2 separate regions of the Homo sapiens genome follow, and region 1 is linked to region 2. Evidence: chromatin loops called from intact Hi-C (ENCODE). Cell type or tissue: psoas muscle. All regions are shown on one strand. Links, peaks and the distances in the headings refer to the core of each region. The heading gives the core; the rest is flanking DNA.

The links. Peaks named below come from ENCODE experiments on the same cell type or tissue, not always from the same donor. Only the 100,000 strongest peaks of a DNase experiment are listed, where the experiment ranks them.
Region 1: it touches region 2 in a loop (2.9-fold over the local background); 22 of 110 quality-filtered maps call a loop at or near these places.

Annotation. Positions count from the first base shown.
Region 1 is chr2:63,593,421-63,600,458 of GRCh38, reverse strand. It overlaps MDH1 (malate dehydrogenase 1), which reads right to left. Exons shown (of 9, transcript NM_005917.4): 2 at 5,873-5,971; 3 at 4,940-5,036; 4 at 2,885-3,060; 5 at 1,167-1,289. It also overlaps a transcript of WDPCP not described here. Among named protein-coding and RNA genes, the nearest start is that of MDH1, 8.0 kb to the right of the region's middle. In psoas muscle, for the core only: no CTCF peak of the experiment used is centred there; no DNase peak of the experiment used is centred there.
Region 2 is chr2:63,859,693-63,863,692 of GRCh38, reverse strand. The region is part of intron 3 of UGP2 (UDP-glucose pyrophosphorylase 2); the gene reads right to left. Among named protein-coding and RNA genes, the nearest start is that of UGP2, 20 kb to the right of the region's middle. In psoas muscle, for the core only: a CTCF peak has its summit at 2,250 (motif pointing right); no DNase peak of the experiment used is centred there; H3K4me3 peaks cover 917 bases; H3K27ac peaks cover 3,110 bases.

The DNA.
Region 1 (7,038 bases), core at 3,039-7,038, 270 kb after region 2:
GTTAGTTGATACCATTAGGTAAGAACATACATAAGGGTTTGGAGTCAGGCAAATCAAGGTGGCTCCGTAATTTATGAGCTGTATGACTCTGAGCAGGTTCTCTGACTTCCCTGGGCCTCAGTTTTCTTACCTAATGCAGGGATAATATGAGATACCCATATGGTTACTATAAAAATTAAATGGAAAATTACATGTATAGCATTCAATTTACAGTAGATGCTTAACAAATGTATATTCTTTTCTCTTTCACTAGGCATTCCAGAGCTGAAGGATTATTAATTCTCAGGTTAGGGCAGTAGTGCTTCAGCTTAGACCTCACAGCATCTTCTGGTTAACAACAATTTTTTTTTGAAACTAAAGTTATCTTCTCTAGAAGAAAAAGCACTGAACTCATAGACCTATCTAGCAGTGATGACCTACAGACAAGAAGGGATGGCCAGAAAAGCATTAGGGCAAAGGAAAGAGGTTCTGTCCAAGAACGGGCACCAGGACCAGTTAGATCTGAAAAAGCCTAGGAAACTAGCTCAGATCAGTTGCCTGGCTTCTAATTTTTTGAAAAGCTATTGTTAATTCCCTGGTCACTGGCTCCTTGGCATACTTATCTATGGCTCTAAGAGTAAAGAAAATTAGCAACAGACTTTAGCTCCTAAGTAGTGAAAGGAGGAAATTTTACAGATACACATAGAATATTAAAAAGACATAAAATGAAAATTAAATATAAAATTAAAAATTAAAATCTGAATTTGATGGCTTAGCTGCAGCTAAAATAGAAGCAGAACCACACAATCACACAAAGCTCAAGTCTTTGTTTATATGAGATTATATGTATCTGAAAAAATTAAACTAAATTATGTACCATCATGTATAACTAATTTTTAACCACTGTAACAAGAGAACATTAGTAACTGCATTTCATTATAGTTAGCAATTGAAATATAGTTAAAGACGAAATCAAGTAGGAAGTCCAGCCTCTGGTCCTTTAAGAGAATACATTTAAAGACTCCCTAACAAATGAATAATAATTTACTTTTAATTTAATAAAAGTAATAGGTTCCTACTAAACAAAAACAAGAAAAAAGCACAAACTCAGATTCAGTTATTTTAAAAGTGAGAGAAAAATGTTTTAAAGTTGAACAACCACAAGATTTAAAATATATTTTTCTTACTTGAGCTTTAGCTCGGTTGTGATCCAAACGAGTCAAGCAACTGAAGTTCTCCTTGGGGATGGATGGAGCTGACTTGGAAGCAGTCAGGCAGTTGGTATTGGCTGGATTACCCACAACAATAACCTAGGAGGAATGGAAGGCACTGAAGAGTTACAGACTATATAGTTACTAACTAATCTATGTTAAAATTTGACTGAAAATGTCTAACAGGTAGCCTTTGTACAGGGGAGGCTTGGGAAACACCAAATACAATATAGCATAGGAAAATGCATTTTAAGTTATAAAAATCTTTTATAAAATGGTAATAAAAAATTTTGAAATAATATCAGATTTATAGAAAAGTTACAACCATATTACAGAGACTGACTCCCATATATCTTTTTTTTTTTTTTTTTTGGTACCTCTTTTGACAAGCTGTAGACAAGATACTTCATTGTCTCTAAGTAGTGCAGTGCTGGCAAATATTTCTCACGAACAAGGACGCTTTGAAGAAGTGGAATTACTGTGCAAGGAGTACTTTACCTCCAAATAGCCTGCAATTTAGCAGTCTGAACAATCTTCTAATCTTTTACTGGCACCTGTGGATTTCTATTAAACTCATTTATACTATTTTCTGTGATGACAGAAAATAAGTTAACTATTTAAAATGAAGTGCACAGAAAGCAAAAAATGCAGATATCTATGAAATGTTATTGATAGAACATTATAATGGGCAACTTAAAAAATCTTAAAAAATTTTCTTTCACCTTTTTTTGAAAGATAGGAAAGTATATGGAAATCAGTTAAACCTTTAACCGGCAAGCCTATTTGCTGGGTGACAATTAAGTTCTAGTTAATTGATAGTTCACTAATAAAAGAAGGTTTGGCTGGGCGTGGTGGCTCACACCTGTAATCCCAGCACTTTGGGAGGCCAAGACAGGTGGATCACCTGAGGTCAGGAGTTCGAGACCAGCCTGGCCAACATGGTGAAATCCCGTCTCTACTAAAAATACAAAAATTAGCTGGGTGTGGTGGCGTGCAACGGTAGTCCCATCTACTCACGAGGCTGAGACAGGAGAATCGCTTGAACCCGGGAGGCAGAGGTTGCAGTGAGCCAAGATTGCACCACTGCACTCCAGCCTGGGTGACAGAGCAAGACTCCGTCTCAAAAAAATTAAAAAAATTAATAAAAAATAAAAAAGGCTTACTGTAATATTAAGACATATTAGAATCTAAAGTAAATAGTTTGAACACAAAGAGAGAACTATAAGTCATACTGACTCAATTCTTCAAGAGACAAGCATATTAAAATTCCTCTGCATTAAGAAAATCTGAGCATTCAGAAACCACTATCTTCTATTCCTGAGAATAAACTTACCTTACAGCTAGCTATCTCCTTTCACAATCACACACAAATTTAAATGTCTAAATAAATATTCCCACGCAGCAAAAATGCACCAGAAGATCCTGTGCCTTCTCTATATGTTTAAGAACTAATACTAAATTTTCACGTTATACTAATAGGAAAAATATTTTTGAGCACTCTGAATATAGATTTCTATACTGTAAGAAAAAACCCAGAAAGGGAGAGCTTATCAAGCAAAACTCTAGAGCCGTATTTACTGATGATTGTACAGAACTAGAAAAAAGGGCAAATAATTTTGGTTTTGCTTAAATGCTAAAAGCATAAGTTTCAAATGCTAATAATGAAAAATCCCATAAAATACAGCATTGGTCACCTTAACTGACTTCTTGGCGTATTTATCTAAGGCTGCACCCTGGGATTTGAAGATTTTCACATTTGCTTTCAGTAAATCTTTTCTCTCCATGCCTTCCCTTCTTGGCATGGAGCCCACAAGAATGGCCACATCCAGGTCTTTGAAGGCAACGTCTTCTTTATCTGTTGCGATGACATCTGTGGACATGGCAATAAATACGCAGAGCTACTTAAACATCAAAGTTTGAAGTTTTCTTTTTCATATTGAATCTACCCATTAATTCTTTCACTTGTTGCAAGTGTTTACATATCACACTGATATACATTTCAGGAGCCTGAGAAAGATAATATATTAATTTAACAATCATAACATTAGAAATGTCAATAGATTTATTTTGCTTTTCCTGTTTCAATAATTACTTAAATGTCAAAACTCCATAGCTTTTATCTTTTATAATCATATATGATGCAAGGTATAATGATGACTTTTGAAGTGACACTTGTTATTCACACTAATTACCACACAACACAAAAGAGCAACTAATTCACCTAACCTTTAAATTACAATTACTTTAAGGTCTAAGACACCAATCACAAATTTAAAAATAATAAATGTTTATTGAGGAGTTTTGTGCCAGGATAATGCTAAGAGATTTATATTACTATCAAATTTAATCTTCTGATTTTATAGATGGAGACACTGAGGTTTAAAGAGATTAACTCGCCACCATCAAAAGATAATGGAGCTGTAATTCCAGCCTAGGTTGGTCCAGAGTTCAACCACTATGCTCCAGTGCTAGTACAATAAGCAAACATCACTTGCTTTTTGACTAAAGAACATAAGTCATCGCACTTCTTTGTTGATTGTATTAAAAAAGCTATGACCAACATTCAGCATTTTCACTGGAAAATTGGCTAGTTGCATCATAGTCAAGGCTGCCATAAGTCTGAAAATGGGCATAGACAGGAACACCAGTTGGAGAAAAAAAAATTATCTTCCTCTTTCCCAGTCACATGTCCTTATTTGCTGAACTTTCCCTTCCCTGTCATATTCATATCTGGCAGAGGACAAACCAACAGCAATCTGGGCCCTTTAGAGAAAAAGCACAGGGAACTCAGCAGAGAAAGGAATACAAATGGGAAAAAGCAGCAAAGCTGATTTGGAAAGAGCTGTGGGTGAGAAAAGGGAACCAACAGAATAGTGTGGGCAGTCATGTATTCTTCCACAGAACTTTGCAACCAAAAGACTTAGATGGCAGAGTATCCCTTCTAGCAAATGTTTATTCAACAGATGAAGAATTTTAAGGAAAGTTTTTCTTGGAAGGTATGTATTATTTTGCTTTGTGCAAACTTCTAGGAGAGTATCATTAATTAATCCTTACCAAAAGAAAGACTATGATGAAGAAATAGCTGAAGAAAAATATTTAAATTAATTTAGAATATTTTAATAAACTTTTCGATCAAATTTAAGGCTTCCTTATTATATCTGTGTTATAGTTCAATGATTTGCAAAGGCCCTTAGCTGAGCTCTTCTGGGTTTTTTCAAACTATAGAGCATATGGTAAGGACAATTTACACTATGTCTCAACCTGATGATTGGTAGATGGGATGGGGACCGTGTAAGAGGAACCAACCAACTTCCAGAGCAATGTATAGCTATGAAGGACATCCTTCAAAACTGAGAAAGTTTTCCATTACAGGATGCTACTATTACCAGTTAAGCAGACTCCATAACAACACAATGTAGACAATTCCTACGTTGTCTATAATGTGTGTGTGTGTAGACAATTTCAGGTGTATAACCCTTGTGCAATATTACACTTAACTGGTATAATAAATTATATACACACACACATTGGGGAAAAAAGGATAGTCCTTTACCTGACATTGATTGTTGCTCATTTCTTACCCTTATTTATCCTTGGTATACATAAGTAGTTAATAAACAGTGGTAGTTCAAAATAAAAAAATCCTCTTATGAAATAATTTCTAATTGAGAGCCTTTAACAAAAACCTAAAACCTGTATTTTGTAAGAAATCAAATACCATAAAATCCCTTCTCTACTCCCCAACCCACCTTTCAGGAGGGGAAGGGCACAGTCTTGCAGTTCCATTAGGACACCGTCCAGGACACCCATCATGGGGGTGATATCCAACAGCACAAGAATTATAGGCTACCAAATAGCAAGGACAGCATCTGTTAGTGTAGGCTATTTCATTTAGACACAAGAAAGTCTTTTCACATAGTTTTTATTTGGTATGTACATGCATGTAATTCCCATTAATTAGTCATGATGATTATTTTAGGAGGTCAGGTATCTAGCACTATGCCACTTTCAGAAAGAAGGATGCTATAAAACCAGCATTGGTTTGCTAACAGACACAGTGAGAGGAATCACCACTACTCAATTTTAACAGTATATGAAAAAAACATTAAACTGAGTGACATGCTATAGCTTGCTCTTATTGTTAATAGCTGTATATTTGATTTCAGTTCATGGAAAGCTAAGTACAGTATCTGACATGAAAGAATAATTCAGTATCCATGGGTCAAGAAACTGAATAAATGAATACCTTAGAAAAGGATTTTAGTGTATATTAATCAGGCTTGCTGGAAGTCGGAGTGCCTGCTTCAGCGGGGAAGCAGATTTCCTTACTCTTTTGGTTCCAAAGGCCATTTATGAACAAGGGAGTGCTTACTGAGTAACTCTCTCCCACATGACTGTAAGTTACTGTCATTAGTGATATCTCCCATTGACTGACACCTGCTGGTTGCACCAAGTCAACTGAGTACAATATATGGAAGAGTTCTCATTTGCAAAGTGTTTTCAGTGCCTGGAGGCGTACATATAAATACCTTAGTAGCTTCCATTTATAGCAATGTGCCTATTACATTTACTGGGATTACATATTCCTTCACTGTTTAACAATTTGTGTACAACTAAATACAGATTTTTATTAACCATATTCTTACTCTAATAACTTAAGATTTATAGACACCTGTTCCTACCTGATCTTTACCAAAGACAGATCCATTTCCAATACTGTACAGCAGTGAATATGCAATTTGACCAGCTGCTCCAGTCACAAGGACTCTGATTGGTTCAGACTGTAATGAAAAAGACCCATTAACATCTTTAAGTACTACTGTACCTTAAAAATATCCAGGATTTTAATCTATAGTAAGAAATCCACATACTTTAAAAGTGAATGTAAAATTTTAAAGTCCTTTTGCATCTGGCTCAGTAGAAAATGAATGTGCTGCATATTTACGTGGTGTTATTTAACTCTCACCATGTAGGGAGCTAAAAGTGTTATCCTGGATTTACTTACATAATCTTATCCACCTTTTTTGGGATATTTTACCACTAAAATAGGCTCAACAATGTTGATGTGTTCAGTATGTGGTGATCCAAACCCTGGCAGCCACTAGAGCCACACAAATCCTTATTATGCAAAGCCCCCACTCCCATCTGCTCAATAGAATCTTCATACCAAGAAGAAGAGTGAAAGAGGCTAAAACTTTCCATTTACATTGAGCCAAAACATTTAAATAAGACAATTAATCGTGCTTCAACTTTGTCTGGAGGAGGAAAAACAAGATTTTTTATTTCGGGAGAAACAACAGCAACATGTAGTGACAGACAGCTGACAACCTGATTCCAAGGGAAAATTATTTTTAAAAGCAAGGAGGGAAGACATACAAACAGAGATTTCAACAGTTCCTGAACAAAATACAGACATAGAAACAAAGATAACTGATATTCAAAGTGATGACTCTGAGTAAAAAAAGACTAAGCTGACAGAATTTTAAAAGATAGAAATATATCTATTAAAAAGAACAAAACAATAATGTTTAGAAACGTAATGGGTAGGTTTAGTTAGACAGAAAAATTCAGTTAAGGTGAACCATTCCTTTCCCCGATAATGCTGGGTAAATGTACTTCCACTGTCACCTTTACCCCTACCTGCATGGAGAAATGGTCCACTGATGTGACTAAGCCCAGAAGTGTTTGGTTTCTTTTTACTTAAAGTTCCTTCTTCCAGATGAGAGTCACGTCTCTGAGACGAAACAAGGATGGATAGCCTCGAAGGCTTCTTTCAAGCTTCTGACACTAAGCTCTGAAAGTTAGCAGCACTCAGCAATTTGGTACTCACTCATAGAAGTCAAAGAAA
Region 2 (4,000 bases), core at 1-4,000:
GGATAGCTTTATAATGTTTCTAGTTAAAAATAGTGTATCTTTGCAACTTTTTTGTAAATCAAACTATTCTAAAATTAAAAGTTGATTTTAAAACACATATTGTAAGTTGCTTCTCACTTATTCAATGCTCATGTGTTAACCTACTTACAGCATTTTATTTCTTCCTCTTGATATATTTGCCTCTCAAACTCATGTAACTACTGCCCTTTCATTAAAAATTGTAGCAATTTCCAAAATGCTAAAGAGATGTAAAATTATAATGCTCCCAACTGTGCACTTTAAACCTGGAAAACTAGAGAAGAGATGACAATAAAAGAATTGGCAGAAAACCCAGATGAAAAAAACAAGAAATAAGTAAAACACTGTGGTTACAGATGGCAAACGATCCTACAAAGTAGATGGTACCTATGAAGAGAAGGTACCAACTGCTCCCTAAACCTTACTGTATCTAGAATTTTTATAGAAATTTTAAGAAGTTCAAAGACTTCTGAGTATTTTTTAAGTGTAAAAGGTAAAAGTGATACACAGATGGTTTAAAAAAATTCAAACACTACCAACAGTTATGTATATTCATCACCTTTTTATAGAAGTCAGCTGAAGTCATAAAATTAGTCAACCTTGTGGAACATCTGACCCATATCCTTATCAGCTAAGAAGATAGTTTTAAAAGAACACTCCACTTTAGTATGATTAGAAAGGACAAAGGTAGATGACTCAGGGAGCTGGAAAGGTATGCTAACAGAAATGGAGTTCCAAATACCAACCTGCTTACGTCACAATCTGTTCCAGTAAAGTCCTTAGTAAAGGACTCTTTACTAAAATCATCTTGTATCTCCCTTCTTGTTAGCCTGCCTGTGGGCAAAAGAAGTTTCAGAAACTTTAACACCATTTCTTTAACACCATACTTTCTCTGTGGGGTGGAAATTGGAATTGGAGGGACTGGCAATGTTCAAATAGTAGTATTACCACCTAAACCCACACTCTGATTTTCCTAATGAATTCAATTCTGTGGGACTGGACTGTCCTCTACTTTGGACACAAAGGCAGTAGTTAGAGACCCTGGTCCAACAATAAAACCGGGAGTCTATCAAATCAAATATGTAACTGCCATTAAAGTTCCATGTATTTGCTATTGCTATTTCTAAAGTGAAATTATAGACATGTAACCAGTATGGAATTAATAATCATGGGCTTGTTGTCAGTTCCTTTATCAGGTCCCCATTTCTGAAAGTCCTGTACACGAAGGAATGTGAAGGAAGGTAATCCCGAGGGAAATTCAAAAACTGTTCAATTCATCATGAAATCAAAAGTTGAAGCTTTGGCAATATTTGCTAAATTAGTATGTCTGCTTAGTGTCAGTATTTCTATATATTACTGTTTTAAAACTTTATGTCAAAGAAATGATGAGACTCTTTGGTATTCAGCCATGTCCTCAGAGCCATTTCTTTAAATGCCACTAATTCCTTTTTGTGGAATACTTTTTAGAATCTCATTTGTGTGTGTATCTCCACATACACACAAAACAAGTCTCTAATGGCTTTATCATTGGCTAGTTGCAGCTGGGAAATCTTCACATGCTCAAAGCAAATCATCCTATATGGCATACTATATCAGATGCTTGGCCAGATTGCCTCAAGATTTTTTTCTTTTAATGTGCAAACTTTAAATGCACAGTGTACTACGGTTCACCTTCAGAAAAAAAAATGCTATGTATCTGTACTCTGCACACATAAACTGTAACTTCCTCAGACTTCCTTATAAATAAACAATAGCTTTTAATGTTTTTTGTATTGATAGACTAAGAAAAAGTCTCAGCAATTTTATGGAACAAAACAAAAAATCCATTGGAGCTAAATACCACATTGATGCATGCTATTCTCTTCATGCCAATTCTCTACCCTATGACCCTACATAACTCCTCCCTGTTCACAAATATACCTTCACTCTTTTGATCCTATTAAATATTGAAATGAAAAAGTCGTTTTTTTGTTTTTTTTTTTTTTTTGAGACAGGATCTCACTCTGTTGCCCAGGCTGGAGTGCAGTGGTGATATCATAGCTTACTGTAGCCTCAAACTCCTGGGCTCAAGTGATCTTCCTACCTCAGCCTTCCAAGTAGCTGGGACTACAGGTAGATGCCACCATGCACAGCTAACTAAAAAAAAAAAATTTGTAGAGGTGAGGTCTATGTTGCCTGTGCTGGTAAAAAAGCCTTCTTTAGAGAATATTTTGTATAGAAATGAAAATACATCACCACCAGGGGTCAGTGCCAGCCATGTGACTTCAACAGGTTTTAAATTAGCGCTCAAGAGAACTCGTCAGCTCCAATACCTTCTTGAACAGGCCCCGTACTTCCTCGTAACTCTGATCTATTTCCCATCCCTGTCCATGCCCAACGTGTAAGCTTGGCCAAGACCAAGACACTCTCATAACCTCTCTGGAAAACAATGAAATGGTCAAATAAGCTACATATGCTGGCTTGTCCTTTCTTGCTCTAATTTAAAACATTAACCTTTATATATATATAAAAATTTTTTTACTTATGTAGTTAAATATCAAGATAATCTTATTATTACATTTAGTTAACATTTACAAAGAAGGAGCAGAGCATTATCCATAACGCTATAAACTGGGTTCTTATTAGCCATAATTCATAAAACATGAACTCAAAAGACTTCTCACAAAACATCTATGTACTCACTGAGAGCTAAAACAAAGCATTCAACACAAAAGGTAAGAACGAGTAAAACCTCACAATATAAAATTTCAATGCCTATCTATAAAATATGTCCTTCAATCTAGTATTTATGAAAAACTATTTTTATCTAAAAAGTGGTTAAGGCAGGAGGATCACTTGAGGCCAGGACTTTAAGACCAGCCTAGACAACATAGGGAGACCCTGTCTCTACAAAAAAAAAAAAAAAAAAAAAATTAGCTGGGCCTGGTGGCACAATGCCTGTAGTCCTGCCTACTCAGGAGGCTGAGGCAGGAGGATCCCTTGAGCCCAGGAGTTCGAGGCTGTAGTGAGCTATGACTGTGCCACTACCCTCCAGCCTGAGTGACAGAACAAGACCTCATCTCTAAAAGAAAATAAAAAATAAAGATAAAAATTAAAAGTGATCATCTGAAATGACAAAGGCATATGAGGTCAGTTTTCTGAGGGCCAAAGAAATAAAGAAAGCTACCAAAGATGTTCTGAAAATACATACACTAAAATGGGGTCAGTAAATAGGCTAGATAATAAGTATTTCAGGTTTTGTTACAAGCCATACTGTCTCCACTCCAACTATTCAACTCTGCCATTGTTGCAAAAAAGCAGTTATAGACAATACATAAATGAATGTGTGGGTGTGTTCCAATAAAACTTTACTTACAAACCAGGTGGCTGACTCTGCTAATTGTCAACTCATACACAAAAATATAGATCCACTGGTATGACAATGTTTATGTCACACCTTTGATATAAGGCTGACATGAGAAATGTTACTCTAAATGGCTGTTCTTCCACAGTAATTTCTTTTTACTTAGGAATATAAAATATTATTTGCATTTTTTTTAAAAAAAGACCTATGTTCACTTTTAAAAATTACATTTTGAAAGGAAAATTGATCTCTATAATAATCTCTAAGACCTGAGAAAGGAAACCTATGGGAAAGAGAAGAGTAGGACGAGGAGGCTAGAAGGAGGAATCCAAAAGAACCAAGGTGAACAAACATTAGCTCAAGATTTGTATTCTCAGAACTATCTGCAAAAGCTGGTAACATGCATATCGTATATAAAACACATTTGTGCCCTCAAGAAACTCATGACGTAGTTGAAGAGCAAACTTATTTTTTGCCTCTGCATTCCAAAATTTTCAAGATTAAGGGCATATGGGATTGCAAATACATTTTCTGAAGAAGCTTAAAACTTATGCTTCAAAATAAAGACACTTTTAATGAAGACTTACACTTTTATAAACAGAAAAAGACGGCATAAAATCATGTTACATCTAGAATTTA